Regions from separate parts of the Homo sapiens genome. Here region 1 is linked to region 2. Evidence: chromatin contacts called from ENCODE Hi-C or POLR2A ChIA-PET data. All regions are on one chromosome and are shown on one strand. Each heading gives the region's core, a stretch centred on a gene start or an enhancer-like site at or near the end of the contact. The rest is flanking DNA. Distances are from core to core; before and after follow the strand shown.

Region 1 (6,623 bases), core at 570-3,069, 73 kb before region 2:
GTGTAGAGCTGCTAAATACAAATAGTATATACAAGGCAAAAGAATTGTTTAAATATTTAGATCTATGTATAAATATAAAACAGTACAAGGTCAAACATCAAATTGTTTACCTTATTTCACTTTGGTTGGGATTAAGGTTCTTTCCCTCCCTCTCTATTGTCCAAGTTTTCTAAGTTTTTGCAGTAAGGATGTATTACTGACACCAAGAAAAATATCAGTAGTCAGGCTGCCCTCTCAGGTATTGACAAAGCTCACTGCAGGCCAGGGAAGCTTTGCTTACTTAGTAACTTAGGCTTTGGGCATGGGTTGTGAGGGCCAGAATAGCCTGAGGTGGGAAGATGAGGTAGAAACAGAGAGAGAGGGAGACTGGGACGGTGGATAAAGGCCTGAGAGAAAAAAATCCCTTTCATCTAAGTGCCTCGGCCTTCCCTATCTCCCCTCTCAAAGTCAGGTTGTTCCAAAGGAGGGAGAGGCAATAAGGAATTCATCCAGGGAACAACATAATACACATCTATGAACAAGTGCTGATGTCATCCTGAGAAGGCATACATCTTAAGTATAAAAATAAAGTTTCCATAAAGTTGGTCCCTCATGTGTAAGTCACTTCTTAATTTATTTATGCTTATAAGAACTACTCTACTCTGATACTGTATTAGTATCAAAAGCAACCAAGAAGTATATTCTTTTAGTTATGCTAAGTTGTAGCTTAATAATCAACTGATTTATCATTTCTAAATTGTTTAAATATTCACATGCAATGCCTAACATAGAATACATTAACACATAACACTTATTGAATATTTGCAATATACTGGGCACTGTGCTATGCTCTTTACATGGATTGGCTAGCTTGATTACACTATGCAAAAGGTTTTTTTTTGAGAAGTGTTAAATATTCTTTATTTGGTATTACACATAAACCACACTAAAATGCCTTTCAATAAGTAAAAGGCATCATTTTAGATATGGGAAATTCTACTTAGATCAGCATAGTTAAGATCAAAAATATAAAGTAGACATCGCTATGAAAGGTTACTTTTATTATTATCATTTAAATCACATCAATGAACAGATTGAGATTCAGAAATGAGACCAAGCTCACAATCAGCAAGTCTCAGAGCTGGAATTTAAATCCTGGAATTCTTACTTTAGAAAGGCCTGTGCATTTTCACTACTCTGTACCATGAAAATAATGACAACTTTTAGGAAGGAGGGAAGGAACCCTTAAGTGGAGTAGCAGAGGCTAGCAAAAGAGGACAAGCTGGACAATAACAAATAAGAAATGAGATATGGAAAGGACTATAGTATGAGTGAAGCCATGAAATGTGCTGGCATCACTCAGGAAGCACTCAGGGCCGTAAGTGAGCAAGTTGTACTCCCGGGTTGCATGAGCTGTGGGGATGGTGGAGCTATTTCCTTGCCCCACCCCTTGGAACTTCTCCATGTCCTGGTTTCCTGAAAATTACGAACCCTGTTTCAAGGAGGAGGAAATACACCCGGGGGAAAACCCTATTGAGCCCTAGGATAATGTTTGATGGGAGTGTTTCTAAGACTTGATAATATGATTGGAGAAGTGGTGAAAGGAAATTCGTTGGTCACTTTGTACTTTATGACAAGTAAGTATGAATATTCTGAGTTACTAAATTGCCCATTTATCCTGTTTTATATCATGGTATCTGTCATTAAAAGTGTTGCAATAGACACTCTAAAGTTACAACTGTGAAGGTTCATTCGTCATGCTGGAAGGGATGGCTTAGTGGCCAAAAATGCCAGCTTTCACCACCGTGACACTGCATCCAGAGCTTGACATGCAAGTGGCATTGACTCAGCAGCTCATTTCCTGAATATAGTTTCAGAGTTTACTCAGATGGGTGGAGGGTAATGTGGACAATGTCTAAAAAAACTTGCCTATCCTGCTGAATAATGAAGATTCCTAGAATTTTACAGACTTAGGATAGCCTACAGTTTCCTTAAAGCAGATACGAGAAAGCCCAATGATCTCCAACATGATCTTAGAATTGATACTGGCTAGCTTTCCCTTCTTTATCAGTAGCTTGTGCAAAGCTGATTTAGCCTTTCCCTAAACTGCTCCTCCCCTTTCAACCATCCAGTACTCTTACTGTTCTTTAGATGTAATAGTCTCCTTACTCTTTCTTCACCTTTCCCATAATTTCTTTTTTTCTTTTTTCTTTTTTTTTTTTTTCTGAGACAGAGTCTTGCTCTGTTGCCCAGGCTGGAGTGCAGTGGTGTGATCTCGGCTCACTGCAACCTCCGCCTCCCGGGTTCAAGTGATTCTCCTGCCTCAGCCTCTTGAGTAGCTGGGATTACAGGCACCCACCACCACACCTGGCTAATTTTTGTATTTTTAGTAGAGACAGGGTTTCACCATGTTGGACAGGCTGGTCTCAAACTCCTGACCACAGGTGATCCACCCACCTGAGCCTCCCAAAGTGCTAGGATTACAGATGTAAGCCACTGCACCCGGCCACCTTTCCCATCATTTCTTAATCTTAACATTTACACCTAAATCACTCCATTCATACACTTAATGACATGAACTACTCTTTCATGAATAAATATTTCACTTTTTATTGCTTTAGCAACTACTTTATGATGACAAACTGGAATAATTTGGTAGTTCCCAAAAATAATGCTACAGTGTGTAAATCCAACAACTAGAATAATTCCATCTTAAAAAATTAGATTATATCGGCTAAATATGTATCAATTTGAAAAAGTTCTTATTGTAGTTATAATCTCAAAATCAACACAGCTCACATTTACTGGGCAACCACTATGTGTTAGATATTGTTCTAAGCACTTACCTAGCAAGCTTAAAAAAAAATACCACGCCTTTACCTGCTGTAGTCTAATGAAGATAACAACTATAAACAGGTACTATGTGCTATAACCATGGTACATTAAAGTACTCTAGAAACTTGTTAACTCTCTCTGTGAACTCAGAGATTTGGCTTTGAGTAGGGACTTGAAGCTACTTACTTCTAATTGCATAGTGTGACAGGGTCTGATTCTGCAGATCTAAGCTTCTAACTGAGTCTAAATCTCAATTTTGGGGGCAATTTTAAAAAGGTGAGTGATATATAAGCCAGTAGGAGTAGTACTATGAGAAACTGGAGGGATGACATTAATATTAAATAAGCTAATATTCATGTCTCAGGATCTTCACACAGGATTTCCTCTTTTACTTTCTTCAAGCTTGTGTCAAGATTTCATTACCACATTCTTCACTCTCATCTCTCAGACATTATCATTCTTTCTGATATATATCACGCAATCCTCCTCCTTCTACCCTGAGTTCTCCTAGATGAGGTTGTTTCCATATATGCTGACATTCTCATTATGACAGTGATCTAGCCCTCCCCGTTCTGGCTACCTCTGCCATTAGATCACTATTTCCTTTAAATACCCACTGCTATTTGTATTTGTTTAGTTCCCACACACAATGCATGATATGGTCATTCTGGCAATACTTTATTCCTATTGTCTGGTTATATGGGATTTATTTTTTATATTCACTCACATTCTTTCTATAATTTATAAATGCCTACATGTTTTATCCCTAACTTCTCCAGGTGATTATTAATTAACTGGAAATGTAGCAATCTTTAGTTGTTTCTTATAAATTCTCAATTTTCTTCCCCTAAATTTCCCATTGGCTAAATATTTATTTCTTCAAGAAGACTGCAGAACTACATACAAATCTGTCTTCTACATTCAACATACTTTTGTATTTAGTAAGAGGCATTAAAGGTGAAATAAAAAAGCAAGGAACAGGACTTCTTCCCACTGTCTTTGTTTAAAATGTCTTCTAACTAGTATTAGCATGGTGTATGGCCAACTTGGCTACATCTGAAGTAGCTGCTCACCTGACTGGCGCCCTCTGGTGGTAAGAAAATACCCTCAGCGGGATGCTTGTGGGACAGCCTCAACACCCACCACACCTAAAGCTTGAGTACCTCCTGGCTCCTGTCTTGTTTATTTTATATAGGCTTGAGTCTTCCTTGTCCTTCTGTTCCTTTATTTTCCTTTTCTTTTTCTTTTCCTGTCTTCTTTTTAAATATCTGTACTCAAGGCTGATTTAGGCCTTTACAAAGAAAGCTAGAGAGGATAAACTCAAGGAGGACAACAGTGTTGGCATTATGGCATAAGCTTTGACTTAGTTACAAGAGAATATCAGTGTTTCTTGCAAGTGGATTGTGATCACCCATGTGCCATTTGTCATAATAATAAAACAAACCACGAGTAGGAAGGCATGATGAGAGATTTTCCTCCACTAGAATAAAATACTCATTCAATATAATATTTGATAAATGTTATCTAAGGACAATAGTCAAATATTCTGTACAAGCTGTTAACATTAGTCAAATAATACCTTTTAAGGATAATGTAAACTTCATTCTTCCTAAGGTTAGAAACGGACAAAGATGAGCATTCAAATTCCTCTTTATTCAACAAATTCTGTGTCTTGTGTGTGAACAGAAGTGTCTCTAAAAAGAAGTCAGTATAATACTTATCTGCCATGAAGGTATCAGTGGCTGAAGCAGTATTTCACTTAATGCTGATCTGTGGTCTGAAAAAGTTTACTAACTCTCTAAACATGCCTGACTTCTGTCAATGCAGTTCAAAAATTTGCATTTGATATCACCCAAATGTAATTTTTTGGAAAAACAGGCAATGTGGTATGGTTATCTGTACCAGCTTACTGATTTTTTTTCTGGGAAAAAGAACATTTCTATTTTTACTCTATGAGGAGCCAACTACTGTTCCTGCAGTCATGTATATGTTCTAGGTTCCAGAAAAGGGCCTATAGAAGAATCAGATATTTTATTAAATTTGATTGAAACTATGTGTTCAAATACAAAACAAATTAGAGCAAAATCTAGACCCATTAAATGAAATTGCAATACCTCTCCTCTCTGTTTCTACTTTTACACCTCTAAAGTCAGTTTTTGACACAACTGCAGACATGAGGTCTGATATGTTTTTAAAGGTGTGATCAGTCCTTTAAAACCTAAGTCAGACCATGTTGATCTGCTGTCAGCCATTCTTGGCTTATATCAAAATCCTAACCATGGCCGACAACGTCCTTCATGAGTTAACCCTGGCTACCTTCCCAACAACATTTCTTACTAGTATCCTCATAATTTATTAATATTTTATTAAAATCAGAGTAATATAATAAGCCGTCAAAGACCTGTGTTCTGGAATACATCAAGCATGCTCCTGCCTAAGGACTTTGGTATCTGCTGTTTCCTCTGCTCGGGATGCTCTTCCCCCAGGAATGGTTCTTGATTTGTGCCTTTACTTCATACAGATCTGCTTCTGTCGGTATCTCCATGGGAAACAGAATCCACCCCATATAGTAATGAAATAATTTTTACAGCGATATATTCAGGCTAAGATAAAAACAAAAGCTGTTGCAGCTCTTAGAGATTAGAAACTGGAGGAAGCTTGTACCATTCCTAGGTCTGTAGGGGTGAGGAAATGGTGTTACTGCAGCCCAGTGAGAGCCTTAGCTGTCGGGGAAAGGATGCTGAGCAAAAGCTATCGATGCAGGAGGAAGAGAAAGACAGTAGAAGTGGAAAAGAGTAGAGAAGAAACACCATGACTTGACATTTCTCTTCTTCTCCTTCAGATATCCTACTAGTGCCAAACCTTGCTGGGAGCCAGTGTCAGAGGAACACAGGTGAGGCCATCTTCATTAGTCAGCCTCTCAGGGCCAGACCAGGGCAGGGAAGGGCAGACACTGGGGCTGGTGGACAAATGGAGAATGGCCAGGACAAGAACTCTACTCAAAAGGTCACCTCCCAAGAAAGATCTTCACCAATCAATCAATCTAAAACAGTATCCCCAAAACACTATTCCTTCATCCAGTTTCATTATAGCACTTATCATTATCTGGCATTATATTTTACTGTTTATTTGCTCTCTCTCCCACTAAGATGTAAGTTCTACGAGGGCTGGCATTTCATCATTTGTATCCATTGCTGTATTCCTAAAATTTAAAACAGATACTGCTGCATAGGAAGGGTCCAATATTTATTGAATAAATAATATTCAATTGAATGAATTTAGTATTCAATTGAATGAATTTAGTACTATCTTTGCTATTCAAAAGTACACGTTTAATTAAAATCAGAGTAAATGATAAACTCTCAAATATCTGTAAGTGAATTATCCATACACAAGCCCCATATTCCAGCCTTTTCTATGTTCTAAAATATCTTTCTTGTTAACTTACCCTGTAGGAAAACACAAACAAATTTAAAGAAATTTAATCTTATGAAATATAATAAGTATACATATACATATATTCCATAAAGCTTTCTTTTGTATATTAAAATAGAGAATTAAAGAGTCTCATCATTGAAGGAAGTATTAAAACACAATGAACCCAACCTAGTACTCAGTAGACAGACATTCTCTGCAATGGTCCTTTAAATGGTAGGGAGTAAAGAAAGAATGTGATTCCTTCCCCAAAGAACATATGCTCAAAATAATTACAACTGTTTACATGCATTTTTAGCTATGTTGTTTAATTTATTGAAATATTTTGATAATGTTGAAAGGGGATTTTTTTTTTGTCAACCAAAATGGGGCAA
Region 2 (6,539 bases), core at 601-3,100:
AACCTTGGGGCCAACCTCACCTTCAGAGATGGTATTCAGTACAAAGAGGGCGTCAAAACCCCCGCCTTATCTTAACTTGCCTAGTGCCCTCTTTAAAAAATAAAAACTATCAAAATATATTACTTTTTTTATAACTATAATCTGCATCAAGTGGAACTGAAAGCAGCCGGGCTGAAATTAGTAACTCTTACAGTGCATAGGGATAATAGCTTTCCAAAACCTTTGCACTCAACTATTTTAAATTATAAAGAGGTCATTATGTGTAACTTAAAAGTTTTGAATTCTACATGAGTTGGTGTGTGTGTACAAAGCAAGGGGCTACAACCAAATTTTGGGGTTGTAACTGTTGTTTGTAATGACTTCCATTCAATGTATGCAGGTCATGGAGAAGATGGGGAGATGGAGTTGTTTACAGCAAGCTGACAGGGAAATTAATCAAGTTGTACTATTTGAAACAAGTTATCCTCACCCTGAAAAGCACCCCTAAAACAACTGAAATTCAAAAAATAATGATACAAACAAGTAATTTAGAGTGACGGCAAATAATTTCCTCAATTCTTTAAAACAAATAGAATTCTACAGAATCTGCTTTTCCTAGGTAGTAGATCTAGCTGGTAGTTCCAAACTAAGTGGAACATTCTTACCCAACCTACTACAGCTTACACAACTCTGATTCACTGTTATTTTCTCACATATCCTTGTGGAAGACCTAGTCACAAGAAATTATGTCCAAAGCAAATCCTATAGGAAGTAATTTTTAAATTCAGACACTCGAGACTAAGATCTAAATGTACACAATAGGGAGTTAACTGATTTAAATTAAATAAACAGTATCTAAGTTTCCACGTTACCAGTCATTGCTTTTCTAGGGATTGTGCTGGGCACTGGCGGATACAAAAACTCGAGTGAGACACAATTTTGGACGTAAAATGGCAATGAAAGCGCATTTCTGGAAGCCCTGAAAGTCTGAAAACAGAGGCTCTTCTGGACTCACAAGCTCTGGGTCAAGAAGATATATTTTCATCTTGTTAAGACGGATTTTGCAACTAAGACTGGTAAAGCATAAGATAGAAGAGTGCGTACCCTGTTGTATTTGCATGGTTCTTGCCAGCAACCAAGACATGTAATGAATCTAAGTCTCATCACCTGACAGAGGTTTAGGGAGGGAGAGCCATACATGAAAAGACTGAGAAATCTGGATTGATATTTGGTTTTGTGAAACCATAAATAATTTTAGAGTTGGAAAAGACTTAGACAACACTATTAACAAAGGAATTCAGAAACGCAAACATTAGTAAGTCATCTGCACAACGCCTACTCCTTTATTTACGAAACACTAAAATAACCAAAGTAAAAACAAATGTTTGACCAAGCCGACCACGTGTTTTTATACTACCTTTTCTTAGTGCCTCAAATGTCTTCCTAAATCAAGTGCACCTGCTGCAAAGATGGAACATTCTGGTGCGAGAGCCCAGAGCAGAGCACGTTTTCGTTCCCCAAGCTGAGGCAACTGCGACTCGCCCGCGCGACCGGCAAGGCCACCTCACAGACAAGGCTGTCCTCGACCCAGCCCGCCGCCGCGCGGCCGCCCACGAGCCTTGGGCCCCACGCGCGCGAGCGCCGCCCGCGCCCCCGCCGACCTCCCACCGCCAGCGGCTCCGCACCCGGCGCCCGCAGCCCTCGTACCTCACACCGCTGCTCCGAAAGCCCCGGAACGCACTCCCGGGCTCTCCCGGTGCCCTTACGGAGGGTGCTGTGCTTCTGCCCAACGCCGGCGCTCGGCCAAGGCGGCCGCGGAGCAGCGAGAAGCCGCGGACCGGCACCGTCATGGCCGCGGATCCCCGGCTTCCGGACTGGGGCTCCACCTCCCGCGACTCCAGTCCTCGCGGCTGGAGGCCTGGCTCCGCCCTCACCCGGGCTGGCAGGGCAGCAAGTAGCGCTTCCCAGCCAGGTTCCGGCAGACACGCAGAGTGGGGTAAAGAGCGGTTCCCAGGACCGGGGACGGAACTGACAGAGTGCCGGGTCCGCAGGGGGCGGGGCCAGGACCCAAGTCCCGGGCCCTCTGAGGATGTGGAAGCGTGCAGTGTGGCCTGGCGACTGGGCCCCGCACCCAGCCAACATATAGCTGGCATTCCCATAGCGACGGCACAGAGAAGGCCTCCAAACTATCACTTTAGGCAGCACGCCCCACTTTCCACCAAGCCAGAGATCCTGCCCAACAGTCTCCGTGACTACGTGGAATTGGATTTAAAGCAGGAAAGAAGTAATAGGTTCATTGTTTCCCACTTCCTTTGTGAGATTCCTTGGAAGTTGGAGAAAAGAACAAAGGTGTGTGGAGAAGGAGCAAAACCTGGCTGAACAAGGAAGGTCTGGACTTTAGGATTTCTATACTTCTACTTTATCATCTCCACTTTTGGAAGGAAATATTGACCAATATCTGTCTTTTCCTGAGTTATGATCAAGTCGATGCAGGCTAAGAACCCTGCATTGTGTGGTGAGCTTGTGTGGTGAGGAAGCAAAATATCTGCTCCCTCTGAAAAAGTAAAACATTAGACTGTCCATTCATTTTGCAAATTAAGACAGACACACAAAAAACAGTCACAGATAAAACCAGCTGGGAAGTTAACAGGAAACAACTTTTCTCCCAAGGTCAGGCTGCTGCTGTTGAGTCAGAACAACGTCTTTCATAGCTGCACTTTTACTGAGAAAACTTGTTTTTTAAAATCATAGACTGTCAGAAAATATGCTCTTTAAAATCATATCAATAAGAATGGGATACCCTACTCTTTCCTGGCTGATCTAAATCCATTTGACACAAATAAGCAGCCTAGAAGAAAATACAGGAAAAAATCTAGGTGACCTTGGGTTTGGCAATGAGACTTTAGATAAAACACTTAAATCACAATTCATAAAAGAAAAAAACAATTTAAACTTCTGCCATGCAAAAGACACTGTTAATAAAGAAACAAATCACATACTGGGAGAAAATATTCGCAAAACATTTTTACAAGACTTACACCCAAAATATACGAAGAACTCTTGAAACTCAACAATTAAAGAAAAAAGAAAAGCAACTCAGTTAAAAGTGAGCAAAAGATCTGAAAACACCCACCAAAAAAGGCATACAGAGGTCAAAAAAAATGGAAAAATATTCAATATCATTTATCATTAAGGAAATACAAATTAAAACAACAGTGAGATACCACTACACTCCCATTAGAACCGCTGAAGTCCAAAAAATTGATAATACGAAATGCTGGCAAGGATGTGTGGCAACAGGAACTCTCATTCATTGTTGGTGAATAAAAAAATGATTCAGTCACTTTGGAAGACAGTTTGGCAGATTCTTACAAAGCTAAATATCATTTAACCATGCAATCCAGCAACCATGTTCCTATGTATTTACCCAACTGATTTTAAAATATGTCTGCAATAAACCACCATATGAATGTTTATAGCATCTTTATTCATATTCTCCAGAAACCAAGATGTTCTTAAATAAGCGGTGAAATATTCATACAATGGGATATTATTCATCAGTGAAAAGGAGCAAGCTACCAAGCCATAAAAAGACGTAGATGAATCTTAAATACATACTGATAAGTGAAGGAAGGTAGTCTGAAAAGGCTACATACTGCATGATTTTTATTATATGGCATTCTATAAAAGGCAAAATTATAGAGTCAGTTAAAAGATCAGTGGTTGCCAAAGGTTAAGAAGATAGGGTGGAGGTTTGAATAGTGTGTAGCACAGAGGGTTTTTAGGACAGTGAAACTATTTTGTATGATACTGTAATGTTAGACACGTGACACTATGCATTTGTCAAAACCTACAGAACTTTACAACAGGAAGAGGGAAACAAAGTATACCATATTAAAAAATATTATTCACATTGGAAAATTATGTTTTCTGCAGTGTTATCAGAATCAAGACTCTGTTTATTCTCCACAAGACTTGCATAGAAAAATAAGATATTAAATTTTGTTTGTATGTTCTAAATACATACAAACATTTTACACATTTTATCTAGATGTGTAAAAGTGTTTTTTTTTTTTTTTAAATCACATGGAATGGCTTTTTCAGTACTAAAAAGTGGAGGGACATTTGTTTAAACAAGTATTTCAAAAAGAAATATGTACATCATCCTGAAAATTATTTGTGGTAAGGAAATATTCTTTACTCCTGTTGCATTTCTCAGACAATAAAGGGGTGAATCCATGCTACCTCATATTTTATCAACAAAGATTCTATTTACCCTTTATATTTTTGTATGATAATAGATTTTAAAAATCTAATGTTCTTTATTGCAGACATTCATTTGTTAACAGATTTGTTTCTTTTTTAATGTTTTACCTAAAGTTTGACATGCTTTCAGGACAGATTTGCCTATTACTTTATTTAACATTGTAGAAATGTAATTAACAAACAATTCTCACTACACAATTTAGAATAGACATTATTTTATATCTTCCAAATTTGATCAGTTAGCAAAACTTAATACACCAATTAAAATATTTCTACATATGATGAGAATGTTTACAGTGTAAAGTTTAGAACTTGTTTTGGATGTGATTATATGCATGAAAATCATGTAACACTGTACTCATGCTAAGAACCGACATAACAAAATTACTGAAATAAATGTGCTGTGAGGAATGGAAAAAATACATTATTTAGCAGGTTGGTGGTTTCCAGGAAGGAATGAAGGTTGTGACAAGATAATCTAACTGTATTACACTTATATGAAACAATCTCACGGGAAAGACTGCGGAAAAGGTGCTGACCTAAATAACTGGAATTGCAAGGTTAAAAATCTAACAATAGAAGAAACTGCACATAGGCACTGTGCTCTAGTTAATAAAGTTGTTGATTTACATTACCAATTCTGATATGACTATACATGTATACCAGAATTAAACAGTTATTTAAATGGAAGTGGATGATAGGAGCCAGGTTCCTCATTTTTGGAGTGGCAATTTACAGATAAGCAATGGGAGGAGGCTAGAATAATCCATATGATAATGGATTAGAGTTGGGAACATCAGTTTTAGCTTAATACAAATACAGATGGTTACATATACAAATATTTATAGATGTATGAATATTCAGGAGTTAGTTTACATACATATATTTATTTGCTTTGCCAGCTGAGAATGCCTAAAACAACACCCGAAAGCAATAAGCACACCTTCAGCCCAGATATTGGTTTCTAATGTCATTCTACAATAACAGGAACCAGGACTCCTTGGAAAAATTGCTGATTCTAGGCTCAGGAAATATATTAGATGATCCTAGAGCATCGTGTAATTCTGGAAAGTAAGGAACTCAAATAAATCCCACATTGATGGGGATATGTCAGGGACAGGAGCCAACTGAAAGGGTTCCTCATGCCCAAAGATGGAACAATTTGAGTAGTAAAATAAAGTAGTGTTGGATTATAACCCGAAGTATAAAATTAATATCCATGAGCCCATAATCATATAAATAAATATGTGATTGAATAAATAAATAAATATGGGAGAGAAGAAACATGATGCAGAATTCCTAAAATTTATGTAGATACTCCACTCTGAAGGAGGAGTAGAATTCTTCACTTCTTAAATGGGAACTGATGATAGTGACTTCCTTTCAGAGTTCAGTTTAGAAAATGGGAAAAGAGAGTAACTTACCTATGGAGAAACCTGACAAACACTACCTCAGACAGTGATCAGGATTAACATCAACACCAATATATCATACTGATAGGATGGATACTTGATATAATGTGGCGAGAATTGTACTTTACCTCTGCAATCTTCCTGCAAAACCTGTAACCCCAGTCTGATCGTGAGAAAAACAATTAAATCCCAACAGAGGGACATCCTACAATATACCCGAAGAGTATGTCTCAAAACTGTAAAGACAATCAAAAACAAGGAAAGTCTAAGAAACTGTCACAAGTAAGAAGAACCTAGAAAAACATGACAACTAAATATAATGTGATATCTTGGATTGGATCCTGGAACAGAGAAACAGCATTACAGAAAAACGAAGAAGATCTAAATAAAGTATAAACTTTTGTTAATAGTAATGTATCAATATAGATTCATTTTATCATATAATGTAAGATGTTAATAATCGGAAAAACTAGATGTGTGACATATGGGAAACTCAGTACTATTTTCTGAATTTTTCCGTAAATTTAAAACTGTTCTATAAAATAAAGTCTATTTTTTAAAATGTCTATCTAGCCAGGGTAGGTATATATTAGAATCAATACCAGAAGAGAATCTTTAAAGGTGGACTTTATCCAAGTTTTATTTATTGCTCTATTTGTAGTTATTAATTTATTTATTAATATTTCCTCCTGAACTGAAAAAGGTAAAGCTGATATATTTTCCCTGTTTTAATCCTCAATGTGCTTCTAATACCTACTCAACAAATATTGAATTCCTTTGAGTTAAATCAGGGATGATTAAAAATTACAGAGAAAGAAAGCTAGTTGCTAATGTGGAATAAAAACTTTCTCCCATGATTATTTTAAGTGTTCCAATGAAAAT

Evidence for each region. Hi-C counts contacts between places; a loop is a spot of excess contacts on that map. ChIA-PET counts read pairs that join two places held with the same protein, here RNA polymerase II (POLR2A). Pooled maps may share reads with other maps.
Region 1: a loop to region 2 is called in a map of endothelial cell of umbilical vein, with 3 times the contacts of the local background. The contact joins the enhancer-like site here to the promoter of MTHFD2L in region 2. A Hi-C loop is called at or near these places in 1 of 168 maps with a recorded cell type or tissue (endothelial cell of umbilical vein), 2 of 37 single-sample maps with no recorded cell type and 8 of 50 pooled maps. POLR2A ChIA-PET finds 5 or more read pairs at or near these places in 1 of 52 experiments (BJ).

Annotation. Positions count from the first base shown.
Region 1 is chr4:74,226,172-74,232,794 of GRCh38, reverse strand. The region is part of intron 6 of MTHFD2L (methylenetetrahydrofolate dehydrogenase (NADP+ dependent) 2 like); the gene reads right to left. Among named protein-coding and RNA genes, the nearest start is that of MTHFD2L, 71 kb to the right of the region's middle. RefSeq lists a silencer at 3,928-3,997. Within about 2 kb of position 1,819, at least 10 of the 41 ENCODE cell types and tissues checked have a DNase peak (open chromatin) inside an H3K27ac peak, as active enhancers do; they include endothelial cell of umbilical vein, where a contact is called at or near this core.
Region 2 is chr4:74,153,429-74,159,967 of GRCh38, reverse strand. It overlaps MTHFD2L (methylenetetrahydrofolate dehydrogenase (NADP+ dependent) 2 like), which reads right to left and starts at 1,850. Exons shown (of 8, transcript NM_001144978.3): 1 at 1,687-1,850. The coding sequence starts at 1,829. RefSeq lists enhancers at 1,196-1,952, 1,953-2,711.